Regions from separate parts of the Homo sapiens genome. Here region 2 is linked to region 1. Evidence: read pairs that join two places in POLR2A ChIA-PET (ENCODE). Cell type or tissue: Panc1. All regions are shown on one strand. Links, peaks and the distances in the headings refer to the core of each region. The heading gives the core; the rest is flanking DNA. Region 1 overlaps CREBRF (CREB3 regulatory factor). Region 2 holds the start of NKX2-5 (NK2 homeobox 5).

Region 1 (12,606 bases), core at 3,143-11,142:
CTGGGGATGGGGTTTCACCATGTTGGCCAGGCTAGTATCAAACTCCTGACATCAAGTGATCTGCCCGCCTTGGCCTCCCAAAGTATTGGGATTACAGGCCTGAGCCACTGCACCTGGCCAGTTTTTTTTGTTTTATCACGGCTTGCTCCTGTCCTGCAAGAGTCCTGGCTGGTCCATTTTCAGAGTTCACAGAGGCTCAACTGTGGGCCCCTTCACTTCTGACTGTGGGCTCCTTGTACTCACCTTGTATTCAATATTGGGTTGGAGAAAATCCCTCACAGCGTTAGCTGCAGTTCTCAAGTTGACTCTGCTGTACTTGCCAGTGGGTAACCTATTCGCTATATGGAAATTTTTTTTTGTTCTCATGTCCATTACTTCCTTTTGGCCCATCCACATAAATATTGATAAATATTGATAATGCTGTTGCCATACATGTCTTAAAGCTTTTGGTAGTTTGTTCCTACCTTCTTGAATGTTCCTAGGGATACCTTATCACTTGTAAATGTTTTCCATGGGTTTATGGTTTTGCCATTTAGTTGCTCTGTTTTTATATGGGGAAATGAAGATTAAAAATCTATGTGGTGGCTGAGCACAGTGGCTCATGCCTGTAATCCCAACACTTTGGGAGGCTGAGGTGGGAGGATCGATTGAGGTCAGGAGCTCAAGACCAGCCTGAACCTGGAAGGTCAAGGCTTCAATGAGCAGGGTGATTGCACCACTGCACTCCAGCCTGGGCAACAGAGTGAGACCCTTTCTCAAAAACAACAATAACAACAACTATACAGCTGTCTTCCCAGAATTTGCCTCTGGACCAGTTTAAATGGGTTGGAGTTTCTTTTTCTTTTTTTTTTTTTTTTTTTTGAGACAGTCTCCCTCTGTCACCCAGGCTAGAGTGCAGTGGCACTATCTTGACTCACTGCAACCTCCGCCTCCTGGGTTCAAGTGGTTCTTATGCCTCAGCCTTCTGAGTAGCATGTTCCACCATGTGCAGCTAATTTTTGTATTTTTAATGGAGACGGGGTTTCACCACCTTGGCCAGGATGGTCTCAAAGTCCTGACCTCAAGTGATCTTCCCGCCTCAGCCTCTCAAAGTGCTATAGTCATGAGCCACTGAGCCTAGCTGAGTTTCTTTTTCTTTTCTTTTTTTTTTTTTTTTGAGATGGGGTCTCGCTGTGTCACCCAGGATAGAGTGCAGTTGCACGATCTCGGCTTACTGCAACCTCTGCCTCCCAGATTCAAGCGATTCTCCTGCCTCAGCCTCCCAAGTAGCTGGGACTACAGGCGCATGCCACCGCGCCCGGCTAATTTTTGTATTTTTAGTAGAGATGGGGTTTCACCATCTTGGCCAGGCTGGTCTCAAACTCCTAACCTCGTGATCCACCCACCTCAGCCTCCCAAAGTGCTGGGATTACAGGCGTGAGCCACTGCGCCTGGCCTGAGTTTATTTTTCTTAAAGGTAATTTCTCTGTCAGGTTACAAATTCTTCTGGAGTCATTTTTGATAATTTACGTATTCCTGAAAAATTACTTCCTCCTGGGCCTCAAATTTATTAAAAGTGAGCAAAGCATTTTTGTTTGATTTTTGATTTCTTCTATATCTGTTGTTACTGTTCCATTTTCATTTATTATTTTGTGTCTGTTCTCCCTTATTTCTTGATTCATTATAGGTTATTCTACTTTCTCCCCCCCAAAACCAGCTCTTAACTTACCAATTCTAATTTCTTGAGTTGTTAGATGCTTAATTTTTTTCTTTTTATTCTTTCTTGACCATTCATATAAATAACAGCCTTTGAATTTTCTTCTTAGAGCTACTTTAGCTGATTAAAATTCTGACATAAGTTCTGATTTGTCATTTTTATTGTTTTCTGAATACTTTGAAATTTTAGGTTTGATTTACTCTTTAACCCAAGAATTCTTTGAGAGAGATTTAAAATTTCCCCCAGCAGGTAGGGATTATTGTTTTCTAGTTTTATTACTGACCTCCAGTTTTTTGTGGATTTATTGAGATTTTCTTGGCTACCTAATATAAGATTACAATTTTTAATGTTCTGCGGGAGTTTTAAAAGAAGATGTATTTTCTGTTTTATAATAAGATTCCCACATATCGACTAGGTATTTTTAATAAAGTTTTTTCCTTTTTTTTTTTGGTGTGGCAGTCCATTTACTCTGTGTAGAACTGAGAAAAGTTCCCAGTAATGTATTTCAGTTTCATCTCATATTTTCTGTGTTTTTGCTTCTGAATGTCAGGATGTTTGAATAGTATTTATTAGTACTAAATCTGCATTATGAACTACAGTTTTTATCATCACGAAGTACACTTCTTGTCTGGTATTATCACGAATGCAGCTTTCTTATTATATTTGTTTGGTATTGTTTCTAATCTTATTATTTATATTTGTTTGGTATTCCTTTGTCTACTCTTTTATTTTCAATCCTTCTGAATCATTTTATTTTATTTTATTTTATTTATTTATTTTTGAGACGGAGTCTCGCTCTGTACCCCAGGCTGGAGTGCAGTGGCTCGATCTCGGCTCACCTTATGCTCCGCCTCCCGGGCTCACACCATTCTCCTGCCTCAGCCGCCGGAGTAGCTGGGACTACAGGTGCCCGCCACCATGCCCGGCGAATTTTTTGTATTTTTAGTGGAGATGGGGTTTCACCATGTTAGCCAGGATGGTCTCGATCTCCTGACCTCGTGATCCACCCGCCTCGGCCTCCCATAGTGCTGGGATTACAGGCGTGAGCCACCGTGCCCGGCCTCTGAATCATTTTATATTAGTTACATCTTTTTTTTTTTTTTTTTTTTTTTTTTTTGAGACGGAGTCTCGCTCTATTGCCCAGGCTGGAGTGCAGTGGCGCGATCTCGGCTCACTGCAAACTCCACCTCCCGGGTTCAAGCGATTCTCCTGCCTCAGCCTCCCGAGTAGCTGGGACTACAGGCACCTGCCACTGCGCCCGGCTAATTTTTTGTATTTTTAGTAGAGACGAGGTTTCACCGTGTCAGCCAGGATGGTCTTGATCTCCTGACCTCGTGATCCACCAGCCTCGGCCTCCCAAAGTGCTGGGATTACAGGCATGAGCCACCGCGCCCGGCCAGTTACATCTTTTTAAAACATTTTAGCCAGGTGCAGTGGCTTACAGCTATAATCTCAACATTTTGGGAGACCAAGGCAGGAGGATCACTTGAGCCCAAGAGTTCGAAGCCAGCTTGGGCAACATAAGGAGACCCCATTTCTAGAAAAAAAATACAAAAAGTTAGCCAGGCATGGTGATGCGAGCCTGTAATCCCAGCTTCTCAGGAGACTGAGGCGAGAGGATCGCTTTTGCCCAGGAGATGGAGGCTGCAGTGAGCCAAGATCGTGCCATTGTACTCCAGCCTGAGTGACAGACCTCATCTCAAAAAAAAAAAAAAAAAAAATACACACACACAAAACATTTTAGTTAAATTAAAATGTAACTTAATTTTAATTCAGATATCAGAAAATTTTTTCTTAGATTTTTTTGTTTGTTTGTTTTTTGTTTTTGAGACAGAGTCTCGCTCTGTCGCCCAGACTGGAGTGTAATGGAGTGATCTCAGTTCACTGCACCTCTGCCTCCCAGGTTCAAGCGATTCTCCTGCCTCAGCCTCCTGAGTAGCTGGGATTACAGGCACATGCCACCACGCCTGGCTAATTTTTGTATTTTAGTAGAGACGGGGTTTCACCATGTTGTTCAGGCTGGCCTCAAACTCCTGACCTTGTGATCCACCCACCTCGGCCTCCCAGAGTGCTGGGATTACAGGCGTGAGCCACCACGCTCGGCCTAGATTTTTTTATGTAGCATGTATTTGGATTTTTTTTGTTATTTATTCTGGAGGTTGTACTTTAATAGGTGAGTTTAGCTCATTTTTAAAAAAATTGATCTATGTTTGGTTTTAGTGCTGTCATCAAAAGATCTGCTAGAGTTTGTTTATGTGGCCTTTTTTTTGCCTTTACATGATCCATTATGGTTTCACTTTTGTTTGTATCCTCTGATAATTTTCAAAGCTTTGTGTTTTTACCTTGTGGATTGGCTTTTAACTGTAACATAAAATGTATACTTATTTTGTCTGTCAACTTTTCATTTAAGATTTTAATCCTATAGAAAAGGAGAAAGAATTGTACGATGAACATATATGTTTCGTTCAACTGGATTTACCAGTTGTTTTCACTGTTCTTTAAAATTCATTGCTTTTTTTTTTTTTAGAAACCAGTCTCGCTCTGTCACCCAGGCTGGAATGCAGTGGTGCTATCATAGCTCACTGCAGCCTCCAACTCCTGGACTCAAGTGATCTTTCAGCACCAACTCCCAAGTAGCTAGGACTACAGATGTGCGCCACCATGTCCAGCTAATTTATTTATTTTTATTTTTATTTTTATTTTTATTTTTGAAATGGAGTCTCACTCTGTCTCCCAGGCTGGAGTGCAGTGGCGTGATCTTGGCTCACTGCAACCTCTGCCTAGCAGATTTAAATGATTCTCCTGCCTCAGCTGACTCCCAAGTCACTGGTCGTACACCACCATGCCTGGCTAATGTTTTTGCATTTTTAGTAGAGACAGGGTTTCACCATGTTGGCCAGGCTGGTCTCAAACTCCTGACCCCAAGTGATCCGCCCACCTTGGCCACCCAAAGTGCTGGGATTACGGGCATGAGCCAGCTCACGTGGCCAGCAGCAAACTTATTTTTATGTTTGTAGAGACGGGTTCTTGCTGTGTTGCCCAGGCTAAGCTCAAGTGATCCTTCCGCCTCAGCTTCCCAAAGCACTGGGATTATAGGCATGAGCCACCCCACCCAGCCCTCACCAGTTGTTAATATTTTGCTACATTTGCTTTATTTCTACCTCTATCTACATGTGTATTTTGGACAGGGAATATTTGAAAATAACTCGTAAAAATCATGATTCTTTGTCTCTAACTATTTTAGCCTGTATTGCTTGAAAACAAGGACATTCTCTTAGCCACAACGCCAGTGTCACATCCTAGTGCTTCAACATTGATATAATATCTAATATGGAATCCATTTTCCCAGTTGTCTCAATAATGTCCATTATAGCATTTTTTTGTGTGTGTGATCCAGTCGAGGATCATGCATTGCATTTAGTCATATCTCTTCTTTTGTTTTCTTTAGTCTACATCAGTCTCCCCATCTTATTTTATTTTTATGAAAAATCCAGGTCTTGTAAAATGTCTCAACATTTGGATTTATCTGTTTCCTCATGACTAAATGCAGTTAGATTTTCTGGTAAGAATACATCATACAACCTTTTCATTCCATCAGTCAAGAGGCACATAATATCAGATTGTCTCATTATTTGTCATGCTAAGTTTGATCACATGGTTAAGCTTGTATATATGTATACACACACACACACACACACACACACACACACACACTTTTTTTTGTTTGTTTTTGGAGACGGAGTCTTGCTCTGTCACCCTGGCTGGAGTGCAGTAGTGCAATCTCAGCTCACTGCAACCTCTGCCTCCTAGGTTCAAGTGGTTCTCCTATCTCAGCCTCCTAAGTAGCTGGCATTACAGGTGCCTGCCACCATGCCCAGCTAATTTTTGTATTTTTAGTAAAGGCAGGGTTTCAACTTGTTGGCCAGGCTGGTCTCAAACTCCTGACCTGTGCTCTGCCCACTTCGGCCTCCTAAAGTGCTGAGATGACAGGCCTGAGCCACCATGCCCGGCCAGTATTTTTTATGATATCTTTTGACTTCTTCCTATGAGCAATGACAAATATATTTCTTTTTTTTTTTTTTTTTGAGATGGAGTTTCACTCTTGTTGCCCAGGCTGGAGTGCGGTGGCACAATCTTGACTCATTGCAGTCTCTGCCTCCTGGGTTCAAGCAATTTTCCTGCCTCAGCCTCCTGAGTAGCTGGGATTACAGGTACCCGCCACCATGCCCAGCTAATTTTTTGTATTTTTCGTAGAGACAGGATTTCACCATGTTGGCCAGGCTGGTCTCAAACTCCTGACCTCAGGTGATCTGCCTGCCTTGGCCTCCCAAAGCGTTGGTATTACAGGCGTGAGCCACTGCGCCCAGCCGACAAATTCTTTTTCCTTTCCCTCCCCTCCCCTCCCCTCCCCTCCCCTCCCCTCCCCTCCCCTCCCCCCCTCCCCTCCCCTCCCCTCCCCCTCCCCTCCCCCTCCCCTCCCTCTTTCCTCCCCCTCCCCTCCCTCTTTCCTCCCCCTCCCCTCCCTCTTTCCTCCCCCTCCCCCTCCCCCTCCCCCTCCCCCTCCCCCTCCCCTCCCGTTCCTTTCCTTTTTTTTTTTTTGAGGCAGAGTTTCACTCTTGTTGCCCAGGCTGGGGTGCAGTGGCATGATCTTGGCTGGCCCCAACCTCCACCCCCCGGGTTCAAGCAGTTCTCCTGCGTCAGCCTCCCGAGTAGCTGGGATTATAGACATGTGCCACCACACCTGGGTAATTTTGTGTTTTCAGTAGAGACAGGGTTTCTCCATGTTGGTCAGGCTGGTCTTGAACTTCCGACCTCAGGTGATCTGCCGACCTCAGGTGATCCGCCAACCTCAGGTGATCCGCCTGCCTCAGCCTCCCAAAGTGCTAGGATTACAGGCCTGAGCCACCGTGCCTAGCTGACAAATATATTTCTATTTCCATCCTTTTTATTTTTCTTAATACTTAAAAAAATGTACTTATACCTCTGTTATTTGATTTAGTGATTTTATCTTTTGGTCTTACTATGGAAGATGAGGAAGATGAGAAAATCTACATACTTATGCTGCTCCCACCTTTCTCCCTCTTCTCTTCCAACATTTCTTATTCGTTCATTCACTTTTTTAAATGAAGAAAAGGAAACTTAAACTGTATCCAGTAATTATAAAAATGACCCAAAACATCCTTCAGGTCTATATTTTCAGTTTCATGGGTGAAACCTACCCATGGAACTTGGTGAGTTTAGAGTAATTGGAAGAGACTGGCTGAGAGAACAGGGAAAAACCAGGGCGTGGGAAGCAGTGCCTGTCGGCAGCCTTTGGGTTTGGGTTTGGACTGTTATTTGGACTGTTACACTTGTCATCTACCTCACTTTAAATGTTGGTTTATGATTTTTCATGGCTATCCTTGGTTTGACTTTTCTAATCTTAAAATTTTAGACAGTAATATGAAGGGTAGCATTGTTTTCTGAGCTGCAATAACAAGTGCCAGGGAATTCATTTGGGACCAGTATCAAGCTGAGGGCCACACCTGAACCTCAGTTTTTACCAGCTCCTTCCCTTCCCTTCATGGCCTTCCATTTTTGTGTCTAGATGTGCCTTTTATTCTTCTCTTCAGGTCTACCAGTTGCTGGGCAAACCTCAGAATTTGTTAACCAAGTGTTAGAGAAGACTGCAGAAGGGAATCCCACTGGAGGCCTTGTAGGATTAAGGATACCAACATCAAAGGTGTAATCAGCCTCATTGGACCACTGGTCAGAAATGTCTGCGTTTTGTCACGTTATCCATTGTAAATTTTCATTCTGTTTTGCATGTCAGTTAGCATTATGTAAACATTTACAATTAGGTTACATTGTTTTAAGAACTAAGTAGCATAAGTGAAGCATGATCCAAAATACTTGATTATTGCATTTTCAGAGCATAAACCATGATTAAAACTGCTACTGGCATCAGAATTGAAAATCATATGTTTAAGTAAATGTTAGGTACAGATTACAAAAATCTGTTAAAGCAAAACATTTTGGAGGAGTGAAATAGTAAAATGCCAAGTATTGTGGCAGATTTATGCTCTGAACCACACAAAAAAATTGAGGAAGCATTTTTTTAAACAGTCGGTTTAAATTGTTTTTAGAATTATTGCTTTTTGTTCTAATTTTCCACAACCATTAATCTCACTTGTATATGGCACACCCAGCACTTGTGCCTGTGGGCCATATTAGATGTTCATTGTCAGAGCTCAAGATGATATATATAAATATATATATATATATATATATATACACACACACACACAAATGTCTGTGCAAGTAAGAAAAAAAAAGCATATTCTTTGTGCCTTGTATTTTGGGGAAACTCTAAAACTGGTAATATTTTGTATGATGAAAACCCTAATGAGAAAAAACAAGATATATAGATGGAAAAATTATGGGGTTTAAATGTTTTTTTGTTCCAACTCTTTTTCAGATTTTTTGAATGTATATAGGACTATGTTGAAATGTAGATATATGCCACAGAGTCTGTGTATTGTATAAAAAACAAAACAAAAAACAACAAAAAAAAGATGGCTCTAGAAAACTCATATTTCGGTACTTGACCGGAAGAAGACAAATACTTGCACATTATTGCGATTGTTTTATTTTTTGTACCAAAGACAAATGCAACTGATATGGCAAACTGCCAGTCTAAGTAAAGTTTTGCACAGCTTACATGATACTGTATGAATGTATGAAAAAAAAGGAGAAAAAAAAGAAAAAAAAAGGTCAGGGTTAGGGATCTTACTGAACTGTGAATTTTATTTCTGTTTGGGTCCAATTATCTACAGAAGGAGCATCCATACATACAAATATTATTTTGCTGTTCCTCTAGTTCGCTTCCATAGTAGATAAGTTGGTGGCCATTTAGATGTCTTTTATTTCTGCACTTATTGTAGGAAATTTTAATATATTTCATTTTAGTAAGCTATTGATAAAATAGTTTTTGACTTTGAAAATTAAAATGTTTATTTAGCTTATTGTAGTATACTTCCACCAGACAACAAAATAGATTATTTTTATTGTATTATGTATATATATATATGTAAAGAAAGAAAAAAGCTAAAAATATCTAATTCTTTAGTTGCCACTTTTCCGATTGATGTATTATTGTGCATGTAATATTTTCAAAGATCAACACAGGCTAAAACAAAAACAATTTATAGATTTTTATATTTTTGTACAGGTATTTTCAAACTAGCTTCTTCAAACTTAACATGTGACTTATTCTTCTATAGTTTCTAGAATTGAGAAACATTAACACATTTAGTTTTTAGGTGCTCTTTTTTGCTCATATAAAACAGCTTCATTAGTCAGTGTTTTAACTGTGTTCAAGCTTTACCTCTTGATGAGAAATTTCTTATGTCAAGGCAGCATTATAAACCTTCCCCCACAGATTTTTCCATCCTGTCTCTCTTACTGTTTTATTCTCAAATCTTGTGCTTTGAACTCTGAAAACTGGTGGCTTAAAAACTAAAAAAAGAAAAAAAGCATATTTAGCAAGGAAAAAAATACCAAAAATTTCAGGCATAGCTGCTGGAAAAATTATCTATTTCTCCATTACCCACTGTAGGATTTCTTTTTTAATTATACTTTGACTATAAAGTGTCAAAGTATAATTTGTTCTTTTCTTTTACTTTGTTACCCCATTTGTAAGCTATAGCATATGAAGCTATATATATAGCTTGTGAAGGTTTGATCTAGAACACCCAGTAACAAATGAACAATGTTGCTTACCTGCTTCTTTGACATCTTAAAAAAGAAATCCAAGGAGGATTGTAAGGATTGTCTTACCACCTTAGCTGAACTGTGATGCACAAGATTTTTCTATGTGTTTGGTGGAAATGTACCTGGTTTGTACATTCACGCTAAACAGATGATAAGCTCAAGTCTGATGGTTTAATAGAATGTAAGTTCATCGTTTAAAGCTTTTCCTTTTTAGGTTGGAGAAGGCAAAACACAGGCTTGCAAGTTGGAAGTATATGAAGTCTTGACAGAGTGTGTCTGGTAAATTGAAAAGTGTTTCAAACTATGGCAGTTTTGCAATCAGGTGAAAATCACCTCATGATATTCAGCTGATAAGGTTTATAAAATTGCCCCTTTCTAGCTGCTCTGTTAGGAATTCTGGTTTTTGATACTTTTTTCCTGTCTGCAAACCAGAATTTGATTTTTTGGTCTTGCATTTCAAAAAAAAAAAGACTTTGAATCTGTTTAGTAGATTCCATATCTTTGAGTTTCAGTGTTTTATATGTACTACTTAAGTTAAATAGTTAAAAGCTTTTAAATAGTTGAGCTTTTTAATGTTGACACTTTATTTTGTACCTATTTATATATGTATGTATATCTTAGAAAAGCACTTTGTTAAAAAAAAATTGCATTTTATATGATTCCTGCCATTTGCTGCTAAATCTGGGCTGGTCAGAATGCTGCAGCGATACTTGATCTATATAAAAACCTGGCAGTAAAATGTAGAGTGAAAGTTAAATCCTCTTGCTGTTTTAACTTTATCATAAAGATGACATAGGCAAGCTGTGCAGCTTTACATTTTAACCAGGGGACTCTGTGGCATTTAAAACCGTCTAGAAATGGTTGTACTTTAATGCCAGTAATAATCTGCTTCCTCTATTGTCATTAAAATATATACGTTTAGTGTATCACACAAACCAATCTTATAAGGGTAATGTAAAAACCCCAACAATTGTACATGTTCTGTTTTTGAAAATTGTGGCATGTATTTTTGGGTGAAGATCATTAGAGAAGAGTTCTCTAAAGGTTTTCTGTGTTCATACATGGTATACAGATAGCTCATAATGAAGTCCAGAATCTTACTTTTAAGTGAAGGCATTGTGAATTCACCTCAAGTAAACCCATTGTTCCAAAGCAATTATAAACTTTGACTCTAGTACTACTATGATTTAAAAAAAAAAAAAACCAACAAAAACCTTTTTTCCTAGTTTCAGATACACTGGATTCTTTATAGAGTTTGTCTCCATATGAAAGCATGCTGTCCAGTCGCTCTTGTTAAGATCTTGTCTGAGTTTTGAATTGGGTGCCACACTTTTCCAGTCAATATAATTGCTTGTTCTACTGTACCATGTATGATTCTTGTCCTTTCCTATATCCTTCATGACAGATTATGATGTGGCTTTATATTGTGCCTTACTTGTACATTTAAAACTAAACGTCTTCATTCCCTTCCACTTCCTACATCTTTAACTTTGACCTTTTTGGTAAGAGAATCAGAACTATTACAAAAGCATCATGAAGGATTTCAGATGGGTATGGTTTCAAATTCCCTCTCTTTATAGTTATTTTATATTTGTATGAAAGACCAGTTTTGGATGGTCTTTGAATATAGGGGGGAAAGATTAGCAGTAATTTCACTACATCCCTTTTCTCTGACTTTCATGCATTTCTCATACATCTTCTTTCTGATGCTTGACTTTATTTGCTTCCTAGCAATAGTCTGCATTTAAAGAAAGGTGTGTTCAATTCATCAGCTTGAAATTGACTATTTCATTTTTCCAGGATTTTTTAGGAGAAGAGTACCCATTTTGTTTTATAAAAACAGATGACAAGTCTCTTTAAAAGAAACAGAAGTACAGTACTTTTGAAATACAATGCTGTTAGTTTGGATTTCTTTTTATATATATATATAATATTCATACAATGATCTGATGTTTGCCTTCATTAATAAAGCTGTTAGTTTATTCACCAAAATGTCAAGAATGGATGTGCTTTTCTTTATTCCACACATTTAAAAAAATTTAGCTGCTAAGATTTAATGTTATAAGAAATGAATTCAAGTTGCCTTCAGCAAGAATTAACAAAAACTTATGTTCCCTTTCTTTATATAGTTTCCTAAAATTCTGTTCAAGTATTTTCTAGTTAATTATGTAACAGAATGTTAGCATCTCTCCATATCTTGAAACTTGAATTTTGAGAATGCATTGAATTATGCTTTCAGTGTTAAAGTAAAAGGTTTCAATTATCCTTCTAGTGAAGTCTGTTGTGGAATACCATTTCCCATGGAACTGAGGCCATTTCCACAACTTTGCACAGAACTGCAGTCTTGTTCTTCCCTTGGATCATGACAAATAAGTCTCACACAGTGCCGTAATACTTGTGGATTCTTTTGTAATCTTTGTAATCTTAATAAGGGCATTATGAGAAGACGACTCCATGTTTTTTTAATACTTCAAACACATTGGGATGTAACAATGAATGTCAACTGTAGGAATGGTGGTTTCGTTTTAAGGAATAAGCATGTTGGGGAAAGATGATGAAAATGTACTACTGAAAGTTATACACTTCCATAGGCAAATGGGATTATGTGTTGAAGCATAGTCCTCATGCTTAATAAACTGACTGAAATCGTAGAAATTACACCTAGGAACTGAGCTAGGCCAAATTGCCATTTTTGTTTAGAGAGTTTTGGAGGTAGTAGTGAGGGGACAGAGCCTTAAAACTACTTCCAAACAGTATTTTGGAATTGAAGACTTGGTAACTAGTGAAGAACATCAAAGTTGGGTATTTCAATGTGCCAAGTTTGGGTGAACTAGGTTCGGTTTGCCTCTTTCATAACAATGTAAACACAATGGTGTAGTTAATTAAATTCTGGGTGGATAGGAGCAGGACTGATTACTATGTCTTGCCCTTCGCCCTTTGTTTTTTTCAGAACCAAATAACAGAAATGTGTATGTGTGTACTGTATCTGCCTTTCCACCACATTTTTATGACACTGTATTCCACTGCCTGCTTTTTTACCTTCTTTCCCTAGGATTTGTCCTACAGCTTAGTATTGTGGTTGACAGCGATACTAGGGCTGACAGCACAGAAGTCACAAGAGAAGAGTGGAAGGGCAAGAATTCAAAGCATTTGTTCAT
Region 2 (12,606 bases), core at 1,549-9,548, 100 kb after region 1:
TATCACCGATATAATTGGGGTGGGGGTCGCCATGTAAACACGGGGTGTTGTTACTTTAGGATACTTCTGACCCTGTCCCGGCCTGAGTCCTCGCTCCCTGACTCAGCATCCACGCAGGAAAGCCTCGCCCCAGCCAGGCAAGGGCAGTCCCTGCCGGCTCCTTGAGTTCTGCCGTCTACAGCTTGCCCCATCATGAGCCTGGATGTGAGGCCTGAGATCCTCACCCCACTGGCAAGAGTCTGGGTTCTGCTCAGCGCGGCCTGGAGCCATTCTGTCTGCATCTTTACTGGAGAGACATCCACAGTGTGGCGGGCTCTGGCTTCAGGAACACTCTCCCCAGTATGTGTCCTGTGTGTTTCCCAGCTCCCGTTCCCGCTTAGAGACTGGATGATCTTGACCACCCACGTAACCTCCTCAGTTTCCCGGTCTGCAAATGAAGATGGGTTCGGTGAGAGAACTCCTGTATACACTTAGCTGGGGTTGCTGGCATTTGGTGAGCCCTGGCAGATGCCAGCCAGCCGTTGTTAGCCTTTGTGAGCGCCTTGGGAAAGCTGCAGGAGATCCTGGGTCACTCAGCTGGTCCCCCAAGGGAGAGTATGACACATAAAGAGGGAAGTATCATGGAGAAATCCTCGTGGTATAACGTTAAGTGAAATAAATATTGTTTCTAATGCTACTGCAGACACCTGTAAGGTGAAAAAGGCCCACAGGAGTGCGGGACGGAGGCCACAGCGATCTGGTTAAGAGCAAATACGGGTCATTTCGGATAGAAGAATTTCCCAGTTGTGTGAGTTAGGCCTGCTGGGGCTGTGGGCTGGGGCTGCCTAGCAGGAGAGCACCGTCCTGCTTAGGAGCTGGTCTGGCAACCTGGAGGAGCCTCAGTGTGTCCCTCCGTAAGACTGAGACAGGAACATGTTAAAGACTCGCAGCAGGGTCACAGGCCCAGGAGGTGGAATGCCAGGGCTGAGCTGATCATCCGGCTCCCACTCCTGATGGCTCTCTCTAGCTGCCAGCTGGCCCAGACCTTCAGGTCCCTTCTTCTACTCAGCCAAGCCTTGAGCACAGCCCTTTCCTCTTCCTTCCCACAGCACAGCCCAGAACCCTGTGATGGTAGACTGCCTGCACTCCACTGCCCTTGTATCCTACTGTGTCCAGTGGTAACACTGGGTATAGACAGTGGTTGTACTTAGAACCTCCTGGCATCCTCCCCTCTTCCACGGGCGTGTGGCACTTACCCAGAGAGACACCACAGGCGCTGGCGGGGCTGCATGGTTCCTGGTGAGGCAGTAGGACAGCTCCTGGTTGTGCCAGGCCAGCCTGGCGACCCTTACTGGGAGTCAGGGGAACATTGAGAAGCACTCGGTTCCTGGCTGCCACAAGCAATGCTTTGGCTGTGTCAGGGAGCTCTCAGCCGGATGCCCCAATGCCCCAGGCCTCCAACTCAGTGCTTCCTGGGCAAAATATCAGAAAAACCCATATCCAGTGAGAAAACAAATCCTCAACTCCCTCTGGCTTTGGTCCCTTTTAAAGACGTATCTTAAAAAGATCCTGGGTCAGTTCCTCAGGCTCTGGGGCTGGTGATAGAGGAGCTGGAGGTCCGGTCCCAGCACCTGCTGACTGGCGATCCTGGATGCGAGCAAGGTGTGTTTGTTATCCTCATTTTACAGACAAACAAGAGCAACCACCGCCGCCGCCGCCACCACCACCACCGCCACCACCACCACCGAGGCATGCAGTGGGCAAGTCCCATAACAAGCAGGGTTTAAACTTGATTTCGCTGAGCCTCAGTTTTCTCATCTATAAAATCAGGACACTAGTAACATTTGTTGGTCAGAACTATGGTGAAATTAAATGCCCTAAGGAAAGGACATCAGTAAGGTTAGGGCTTAGGGGCTCCCTTGACCATGTGAATTTATGGGGCCTCACCACAGCTGGAGGTGAGCACCATCCGCAGGACACCTCTCTGGGGTCCAGCCTCGGCACTCAGTCCCACGGGCAGCTGATGAGGCCCCGACGTGGCATCTGGGGGCATCTGAGGAGCCTGAGAACGCTTGCCAAGGGCTTGGGTTCTTGGCTTTTCCATCTGGAAACAGGCTAAGGAGTTCTTTTAAGTGGGATGATCACGGTGCTCTCCAGCTACAGAGGGCCCAGGTTCTTTTGCTGTCCATTTAATGCCCAGTGCCTGGAACCGTGCCTGGCACACATTAGGATTCAAGGAGGGGAGCTTGGGAGCACAGGGAAGGCGGTCTCTGAAGTGAGGCATCCTGAATTTAACCAGAGTTCGACTAGTACTGGCTATTTGCTCGCAGGTAAGTCATTAAACCTCTCCGGGCCTCAGCTTCTAAACTTTAGGATTTTTTTTTTTTTGGATTATTGAGGATTATATGAGACAATCTCAGAAAGTGCCCGACACGGAACCAGTATGGTTCCAGCAAGGGTTAGGTTTTATTAGTATCAATGTTATCAATTTGCTCAGGGAATGCCTGTGCCTGAGATCTGAGACCAGTCCCGGGCGGCCACCTCTCTCCTGCTTCTGAAGCGCCGCAAGCTGAAAGAAGCACACGTGCGGGGTCAACGCACTCTCTTTAATGGGAAGGGGATCGTCATTTCTTACAGCAATAGGTAAAAACATAAATACGGGTGGGTGCGTGGGCGGGCGACGGCGAGATAGCAAAGGCCCGGGCGCCCGGCCCTGGCTCGCGGAATGGGCGGCCAGATCTCAGGCCCTGCGTGCCCGAGCTCAGTCCCAGTTCCAACCGGGGGTGCCCATGGACTCTCGGAGGGCACTCCTGGGGGGACAGCTAAGACACCAGGCTGCAGGATCACTCATTGCACGCTGCATAATCGCCGCCACAAACTCTCCCGTGCGCAAGAACAAACGCGCGTGGGACAGAAAAAGTTCCTAGGTCTCCGCAGGAGTGAATGCAAAATCCAGGGGACTCAGGGTCATGTTGGGAGCCCCTTCTCCCCCCGAGAGTCAGGGAGCTGTTGAGGTGGGATCGGTCAGGGTCGCGCCACGCGGGTCCCTTCCCTACCAGGCTCGGATACCATGCAGCGTGGACACTCCCGAGTTGCTCTGCGGAATCCCGGGGCTCTGAACCGCATTCAAGTCCCCGACGCCGAAGTTCACGAAGTTGTTGTTGGCGGCGGCAGTGGCCGGCTGCGCTGGGGAAGGCCCGGCGGGGTAAGCGGCAGTGCAGCTGTAGCCAGGGCTGCAGGCCGCGCCGCCGTAACCCGGATAGGCGGGGTAGGCGTTATAACCGTAGGGATTGAGGCCCACGCCGTAGGCAGGCGCGTAGGGCGCCGAGTCCCCTAGGCATGGCTTGCCATCGCGCACCAGCACTGGCACCGCGATCCTGCGGGCAGGCGGCGGCGGCGGCGGGGGCAGCCCCACCAGCTCCAGAGTCTGGTCCTGCCGCTGCCGCTTGCACTTGTAGCGCCGGTTCTGGAACCAGATCTTGACCTGCGTGGACGTGAGTTTCAGCACGCTGGCCAGCTGGTCGCGTTCGGGGGCCGACAGGTACCGCTGCTGCTTGAAGCGCCGCTCCAGCTCATAGACCTGCGCCTGCGAGAAGAGCACGCGCGGCTTCCTCCGCCGTCGCGCCCGGGGCCGCTCCGCGTTGTCCGCCTCTGTCTTCTCCAGCTCCACCGCCTTCTGCAGCGCGCACAGCTCTGAGGGGGAACAGAGAGGCAGAGAGACGCTTGGTAAGAGCGGCTTGACCTACGGAGCGCGGCCGCACAGTAATGGTAAGGGATCCTCGTGGAGGCCACTGTGTCCTGCCTGGAGCGCCCAGCTGGCTGCGGCTCACTCTGCCAAGTGCACTGGGAGCCACCGACACGTCTCACTCAGCATTTGTAGAAAGTCAGGCTGGCTCAAGGCGCTGGAGAACAAAACGGGAGGTCTCTGCCCTCGGGGCAGTTCACACCCTGGTGAGGGAGACAGACGGTGACTTAAAATTTCAGGCTGCAAAAAAAAAAAAAATAAATAAAAAAATAAAAAAATAAAAATAAAACCAGGTGATGCTCTGGGGTGAACTGAATTAGGGCTAGTTTGGTTTGAGAAGTTAAATGAACAGAGGCCGAGGCCTCACTGCTAGGGACGGTCTTATCTCAAAATTAAGGAATCAAGAAACAGAAGGCCAGGGAGTGTTGGTTTGGTGATCGGAGGCTCCAGCCTGGCCGCAGCAGGGTTTGCGCAGTGTCCAAGAAGCTGCGGGTGGGCAGGCGGCCTCGGAACCTGCCTTGCTGGCTTCCTCGAATTGGTAGCGATCAGTTCTAGCCGCCGTGCCCGCCCGAATTTGTTCCCAGGCCTCTGCTCCTCAACAAACCTATGAATTCTCTCCCGGCTGGCAGCGGCCCTTCGCCCAGCGCTTCGCCCAGCGCCTGCGGCCTCCCGGGAATCGCCCGGGCTCCTGCCTTGGGCTGGGGGGTCTCCCAGAAGGCCCCTTTCTGCAGCGGGGCCGGCCTCCCTCCCCGATCCTGGGATGGCCTGCGGGATGATCCCGCACTCATCTCGTCCACTCCCTTGTGCCCGCGGTAGCGCAGCATTTCCTAACTTTTCCACGAGGGAACCTCTCCGCCCTGGCCGCGCCGGCAAGTTGTGCTGAAAAAATAAAGTGAAGTCAGATTCCTGAGGGTCCGCAGTATCCCATTTTAAAATCAAGGCCCTCGATCCCAGACTCCACTTTCCTGGCGCAAAGAAAGAAAGGCACCAGAAACCCGGGTCGTGGGTGGGCTGCAGAAAGAAGGTCCAGGACCCTCCTCCGATTGTACGCAAAAGCTGTCTGGTGAGCAACATTTCAATTTCTGTTTAGCGGTTCTCATCAGATCTTTAAAAAGATTCGTAAATCCAAAGGAGATTTAAAAACAGAGATTATCTGCTTGTCTCTCTGTTCTGTCTACCATAAACCGATTTCTCAACTTCCTACCAGACCCAGGAGCAGAGCCGAAGCCGCCCGGGGCTTTGTTAGGCCGGGGGGAAACGTTTTTTGGTCTCTTGCTTCTGATCCTTTCAATCCGGCATTTCCTCTGAACCTCCGATTGGACGCGGGGCGCGGGAGCCTGGCGACAACACCAGGCATCTTACATTCTGAACCCCCCGCCGCAGCCCAGCCCTCGGCCCAAGGGCGCGTGTCTCCTCCTCCTGGCCCTGAGTTTCTTGGGGACGAAAGCGACCCAGGAGGGGAGAAGGGGGCCTGTGTTTCCTCCTCACCTTTCTTTTCGGCTCTAGGGTCCTTGGCTGGGTCGGGGTCGCTGTAGGCACGTGGATAGAAGGCGGGGGCGGCGGGAAAGGCAGACGCACACTTGGCCGGTGAAGGCGCGCGGCCCAGCTCTGCGCGCAGCTCTGGGAGGCCCGGCGCAGCCGCCTCGGGCCCAGCGTAGGCCTCTGGCTTGAAGGCGGCCAGCATGCAGGAGGAGGGCGCCAGGGTCGCCTCCAGGCGGGCAGAGAGCTCTCCGGCGGCAGCCAGGCTGCGCTGCTGCTGTTCCAGGTTTAGGATGTCTTTGACTGAGAAGGGCGTGGGCGTGAGAGCAGGGCTGGGGAACATGGTGGCAGCGCCAGTCTCACAGCGCCAGGTGGGCGGCAGAAAGCGGCGCTGCCCACGGCCCCTGGCAGCTTCCCTGCATGGTGCCGCCGCCCGCCCGCGCACCCGTCGGCCAGCTCTGGATGTGTCCGGGCAGCAGGTAGCGCTGAGCACAAGGGGCAGGAGAGGCGGGACCAGGCCAGAGGAGGGGGACTCAGCCTGCCATTGGGCCAGGGGCCTCGATGACAGGAGCGATGAGCAGTTTCGTGTCACCTAATATAGTCATACGGCAAAAAAAAAAAAAAAAAAAAAAAAAAAAAAAAAAAAAAAAAGCCCTGCCCAGCTTTTTTAAAGGGGCCACGACGCATTTGGAAGGGTCTCCTTTTGCTCCTGCAGCCTGCGTTTGCTCCCTAATGTGAGCCTGAAAAGCCTACCAGAGGCATGCAGAGTCAGGCCTCTGGGCAGGGCTGGATGGGTGTGGGTTTGAAGAAATATTCCTCAGCACCCAAACCAGCATGGGAGAGAGAAGGATGGGGTGGGAAGCGGTGGGGAGGAGAGTGATTTGAGGAAGGCTTTATTACTGAAGGTGGTGGGATGAGGGAGAGTCTGAATAGGAAGAGAAGCCTGGAGGACAGGGCTGGCTTTGGGGATAGCAGCAGGGCGAGATTCTGGACAATTCGGGGGTTTGGTTTGGCTTGGCCTACAGGGTCAGTCATGCCGCAGGCTCTGGGTGCTTCTGGGCGAGTCAACGAAAGTAAGGGCAAGGTGAGTGATGGCCAGGTGGGGTAGGAGTTGCTGCCTCCTACAGTAGTGTTATGCACAGCACAACTCCAGGGGGCATCAGTCACTGCCAGTACCCTCCCAGGGAAATGCCTCTCCCCTTAATAATGAAATAAATCAGGAATCCCAGCTGGTAAGCTCAGCTTCCCAGGAGACACCTGTCTTGTGGAGTGCCCCAGCTACCAGCCACCTTGTTTCCCCTGTTTGGAGGCCATCGATCCCACCTCCCTCCTTCCCGTGCCCTCCCTGCCTGGCAGCAAGGCCCTCAGGCTTCTGCCAACCTCGAGGTTTCAGGGTCCTAGCCCAGGTTTAGCTCTCAGGGAGGCGGGGCTCCTCTGAGCCCAGCTAGGCCAGGATTTCTCTGAGGCCTCTGGGCCGGACTTCCAGTGGGGCACCCCTGCGGCTCGGTCAGGCGCGTGGGGGAAGGGCAGGGCAAGTGGGGTGATCATGATCATTTTTAGCCCAGGGTCAGTAGAGTAGGGCACAGAAGTCAGACAAATCTGCCAGAGTTTCAGGAGCGCCAGCTACATGGCCAGATCCTGCCCGGGTGGCCTCATTTCTCTGGGTCCCCGCACTCCTTGGGAGGTCTGATGAAAGCTTGGGGTCTTCTCCATTCCCCAGAACACTGCAGAGAGGAGTTTTATTTTGCTTACAATTCAGGAGTCCGGGCAGGCAGAGCGGGCCCAGGTTAAGGACGCCTTCTAGAGCTGGGGATGACAGGATTTGTCAGTGGAAAAGCGTTGGCTTCTCACGGCCCTAGCTGGTACAGGGAACCGCGGGCGGGAAGCTGGGCGGGACGCGTGGACTTGCTGAGAATGGGGATGTGGAGGGCTTGGCTCTTTGCGGAGTGCGGGTTGGCAAGAGGCGCTTGGAGTAGAATAAAGGCGGCGCAGGGCCAAAAACTACCTAAAGACACAGCTCCCGCAGGCGCGCCCAAGGTGCGGAGGAAACGCTCCATGTATGGGGACAAAATAGTGTCTGTCCAGAACGTACATCTTGGGTGCTCAAACCCGACAGTGTGCCGTCTGAGACGCCGACGCAAGTGAAGTCAAGCATTGGCCTGATGTTGGGACTTTTCCTGTCCCTCATCAAAGCCACACTCCCAGGACCTGGGGCCTCCATGCTGGGGAGAGAGGTGAGCCCCGCAGGGCAGCCCAGGAGGCGCGCAACGCCCTGACCCCGGCTTCTAGGCGCCAGCCGTCAGTAACAGGCCTGGGCTGCCACGCCGAAATCACGCCTCGAGTTTCTGAGCCAGGGACTACTGGGGGTCTGGAATTGTTAGTCTAGTCTGTGGAGGATGCCTTTTCTTAAATGTGGGGCGTTCAAGGCCCAGGAAACCTCGTCCCCCCACCTCTTCACCTCCCAACCCAAATTCTCCTTGGACGGAGCTGCATGTCAGCGGCCTTGCGGCCCTTCCTCGCCTGGACTTTTGGCCACGTTACCGTTATGGCTGTAAATTAACCTAGCTTGGGGGCCCGCCTTGCCTTTGAAGATTGTTTTCGAGCGCGGGCGGGGGGGGGTGTCGTTGGAGAGGATGCCTATCGCCGAGGCGGTGACGTCTGGCAAACGAGCCACATCCGATTCAATTAAATGTCTCGCTGAAAAGAGCTCGGAACGAGGGTCCTGGGAGCGCTGTTAAGTGAATCTGCTGGCCAGGCGGCTCGCGATGACAGTTTGAAAGATTAGTGTGAGCGGACGCCTGAAATATTACCGTTTAATGGGGGACATCGAGGCTACATCCGGGATCCCTGTTTTTAGTAAGGTTTTTTTTTTTTTTTTTTTGAGAGCTCTGGAGAAAGAAAAAAATTAGCATTGCCCTTGCAAATCAAGGTGGCAAGGATTTATTTCCTATTTTCGGGTAAGGGGGCTTCCTAGAACTGTCAGTCCTGTGGGTCAGGTGTTACAAAAAGGGAAGGAAAAAAAACTCTCCCTATTTGAACAAGATCAGTGACTGTTACACTCTCTATGCTCTTTGTGAATCGGGTAATGATTTCTCTTGGCTTCCAAAAAGGTCTTGGTGTTGCAGGAGAGAGGAGATGGGGCAAAAACGGACAAATACGTGCAAAATAGAAATTGGGGCGACCCATGCTGGTCTCCTTAGAGGAAAGTCCGAGAGCCATTTGCAGCTTTTCTTTCCAGTCCTCACTGTTTCCGAGTGAGTTAAAAAAAAATCCCTCTAAATAGATCTAAATAGAAATTGCAATAGTTGGGGGTTGGGTGGGAGGAAACTTGATTCTCTGGCCCCCAACAGGGACACATCTTTTTTTCCCAAGGGCCGCTGACCCAACCTGGCCGCCTCTCTGCGCCGCACTTTGACCAAACTAGCAGGACAAACAAACAGCCTTCAGCCTAGAGAAAGGCAGAGAGAGACAAAAGGAGAGAGAAGAGATCGAAAATCTATCTGTGTATTTCCTTGACTTTTAAAGAGTTGGTGCTTTAAGATAATCCAAATTCCAGGGTGGCTCGAGCGCATTCTCCGTGAATAAATTATTATTAATTGAAAAGCGATCGGCGCAGCCGGAGCCGGCCCCCCTTTCGTGCAATCAGCAGGGCTGGTCGCAAAAGGTATATATGATTAATTGAAAGATAAGCTGGAACTATCACCGGGAATGTCATTAATGCGCTGGGGAGACGTCCATTGGAGACAGGCGGCGTTATCCGCGGCTTTATCTTCAACAACGCCTCGCTCTCGGCCCGCGCGGGGGAAACAGATGGGAGTTTCTGTCTGGGACGCTCGCCCCATGTTTATATTTTGGGAAGAATCGCAACTCGTGGGAGTCCCCGGCTGGCCCCCTGATAAATGAACATTAGCACTTTTTCGGACTACTGTATCAACAAAGGGGCTGCGGCGCTGCAATAATTGGCGAGAAAGCAAACAGAGGGCCGAGAGCGCGACTCTGCTCTTCGTCCGGCTGATGGATGAGCAGCTCCGGCTGCGCGCCGGACTCCCGGCCTCGGCCTCCGCCTCCGCCTCCGCCTCCGCCTCCGCGCTGGGCCCCTCCGCCGCCCGGCTTCCTTCCTGGCCGGGAGTTGGGGGCGGGGGGCGACTCTGAGGGCCGCCGACCTCGCCCTTGGCTCCGGAAGAGTCCAGGCGGCCTCCGCGGCACCGGATTTTTCCTGCCTCGGGACTCGCCTCATTCAGGTGGCTCAGCTGGCACCAAATCCTTCTCATTTCCACGCTTGTTCAGTGCCCACGGGGTGTGCCAGGCGCTCTCACGGATCTCGTCACGGATCCTCTTATTCCGACTGCAGGCCTGAGGAGAATGAGGTTCAGAGACGTGGAGTAAGTTGCTCAGGGTCACACAGATGGGAAAGGACAGTGTCAGGGTGTTAGGATTCGAACACACAGCTGACTGCACAGCTGAGACTGTTTTCTTTTATTACACGTCGCTGCGCCCAAGACCGTACCAACTGGAGGAAGAGCAAGACCCCCACCATCACCCCCCACCCCGCAGCCAGGGGAGAGGACCAGGCTGTTGGATTTGAGATGCCAGGTCTCCCCAACCTTCATAGACAAGGGAGATTTCCTGCATAAAGTTCATTTGAGAAAGAGAGGGGGAGAGAGGAATTTAACATGCGTTCATTTCACTTCCGCCTTCCCCTCCCCTCGCTCTCCCACTTTTCCTTTCCCTTCTCCCTTCCCTCTCCTATTTTGATAACAGCTTTATCGAGATATAATTCGCATACCATACAATCCACCCATTTAAAGTATACAGTTCAGTGATTTTTAGTATGTCCACAGAGTTGTGAAACCAACACCACAATTTTAGAACATTTTTATCACCCCAAAAACAAACTTGTGGTCTTTAGCCATCAACTCCAATCCCCTCTCCTACCTTCCCAGCCCTAGGCAACTGCTAATCTATTTTCTGCCCCTATAGATTTGCCTGTTCTGGACATTTCATACAAATGGAATCATACAATATGTGGCTGTTTGTGTCTCGCAGCGTTCACTTAACATAATGTTTTCAAAGTTCGTCCATGCTGTAGCACGTATCAGCATCTTGTTCCTTTTAATGGCTGAACAATATTCCATTGTATGTCTATGCCACACTTCGTCCATTCATCACTTGGTAAACATTTGGGTTATTTCCACATTTTGTCTATTATGAATACCCCTCCAGCCCACTTCTACCTTACAGTCTGAAGCTTTAGAGTCCTTGAAAGGGCCCTTCCCCCTCCTCCATAATTAACCCTATCCTTCATGGGCATGGCATCTGTGCAGTCTCACAGGGCCTGAGCTTGGTTTAATGTTCCGCTGTTGCTGTCTTAAAACTCTTCATAAGTTTTTAAGCAGAGTCTCCACATTTCTATTTTGCGCTGAGCCCACAAACTATGTAGTCAATCCTGCTTTCTGGGCTGTCTGAGCAGAGCACTGGAAATACTAACTCTCTATTGCCTAGCTGGGTTTTGGCTTCCTTCCCTCACCCCCCACCCCTCCCCAGCCCCCTGCTAGCCAGCTAGGACAGACAGAAAGTCTCCAAGCTGCTTTAAGAGCTGTCCATGGAAACTTGCTCAGCCATAGGAAGGGCCTAGAGCCCACAGAAGGAAAGAGCAGATCCACATGGCTAGTGGATACTGTGCGTATGTGTGTGTGTGTGTGTGTGTGTGTGGCTGTGAGGGGAGAGGCTAAAAGAGTGGACCGTAGCTTTCACCCAGCTGCCAAGTGACTCCACAGCTTGGTCACTGTTGGATTCTTGGCCTGATTTTCTCCATCCCTTCACCTACATTGAGTGGGTGCCCACTATGTACCAGGTGCTGGGGTTGCACAGCCCAAGATGCACAGACCCTGAAAAAGGCAGGCGTGTGTCAGAAAGAGCGCTGGCCTCTGAGCCCGCGGTGGGTGTGGTCCTGCCTTTTCAGCAGTTGGCTCATCTTGAGCATGTCTCTTTTCCTGTCTGGTCCCCAGTTTTGTGTCTGTCTCCTTGGTGGTATGAGGTGTACACAGCGTTCCTTTCCAGCGACACTATCCTGGGAGACATCCCAGGTTGTTACCTGAACTCACCTGGACAGTGGGCAGAGGTAGACAGGCACGTGGGTAGTTGTCTAACCAACAAAGTAAAACTGGTTAAGATGAGAAGTCCCCGCCAATTGCAATATTATGCTATTTGGGGTGGGGGGAGGGATGGTCTATATGACAATATGCTTTCAAAATAAAATGATGTTAACGTAAGGAAAATGTGATGGATTTTTCTTATACCAAATACATTCAATTTCAGATAGATCAAACATTTGGACGTTAAAAATGAAACACAAAAGTGCTACAGATAATTAAAATAATAATTTTGGAGTGCTTTTATATTTGAGAGGGGGATTAAGAGAACAAAAGACCTAGAAACTATAAAAGATGAATTATATAAACCTGATTGCATAAAAATAAATCTGTGCACAGCAAAAATACCATTAATAGAATCCAACAGAAAACTGTACTCAGGAAAAATGCTAGAAATACATGACAAAGTACTGATTTCCACAATTTGGAAAGAATACCTGTAAATCAATAAGAAAATGATCCAGCAAAAATATTTGAAAAATGACCAAGAGTATCAGAGCCTTGCTGGAAAAAATAAAAAGAAATAAAGAAATGCAAATTGAAACACAGAGAGGCAAATGTTTTTACTTATCAGACTGACGAAGATCAAAAAGTGTAATAGTTGCCTCGTCATGCTTCTACATTGTAAACTGGTAAACCTCTTTGGAGCAATGTGGTACTGCCAAAATTAAAAATGAATAAGCTCTTTGAACAAATATTTTCATTTCTAGGATTCCATTCTATAGGTATATACATATATGCAAAGAAAAGTATTTTCATCACCGTTTTTAATTTTTTTAAGAATCAAAACATGTTAAAAAAACCAGTGTATATATACCTGAGGACTGGTTAAAAAATTATGTTGTACCAATAGAACAGAATACCATATGCCATGAGAAAGAATTAGTTCCATTCATATGTATTCTTATGGATATGTTTTGAGATACTTTAAATAGCAAACCAGGTGCAGAATTTGTATTTTAAATATGGGCATATGTACACATATGGTTCACATGTGGGGTTTTTTGGTGATGAAAACTTCAGGGGAAGAATAATTGGGGGGCAAGTCAAGAATAAACATGACAGTTTCCGTAATACACTTTTTGGAACAGGTTCCTTGTTACTTTTGGGGCTGTAGAAATATCTAGGCCAGAATCCTCTGAGGTACATATTAAAAATGCAGATTTCTGGGGCCCATCCTAATCTTGGAGTTTAAGAATCAAAGGTGTGTGTATGGTTTGAGACAGGCAGCCGAAGCAGCGGTGCAGTGAA

What was found. Peaks named below come from ENCODE experiments on the same cell type or tissue, not always from the same donor. Only the 100,000 strongest peaks of a DNase experiment are listed, where the experiment ranks them.
Region 2: POLR2A ChIA-PET joins it to region 1 with 10 read pairs; 3 of 35 experiments call an interaction of 5 or more read pairs at or near these places.

Annotation. Positions count from the first base shown.
Region 1 is chr5:173,126,322-173,138,927 of GRCh38, forward strand. CREBRF (CREB3 regulatory factor) reads left to right here. Exons shown (of 9, transcript NM_153607.3): 9 at 7,309-12,606. The coding sequence ends at 7,424. Among named protein-coding and RNA genes, the nearest start is that of BNIP1, 12 kb to the right of the region's middle. RefSeq lists an enhancer at 2,460-2,960. In Panc1, for the core only: no CTCF peak of the experiment used is centred there; no DNase peak of the experiment used is centred there.
Region 2 is chr5:173,229,538-173,242,143 of GRCh38, forward strand. It overlaps NKX2-5 (NK2 homeobox 5), which reads right to left and starts at 5,669. Exons shown (of 2, transcript NM_004387.4): 1 at 5,213-5,669; 2 at 2,572-3,672. The coding sequence starts at 5,546. The coding sequence ends at 3,032. RefSeq lists enhancers at 1-315, 2,589-3,468, 3,469-4,348, 9,165-9,738. In Panc1, for the core only: no CTCF peak of the experiment used is centred there; no DNase peak of the experiment used is centred there; H3K4me3 peaks cover 1,166 bases; H3K27me3 peaks cover 596 bases.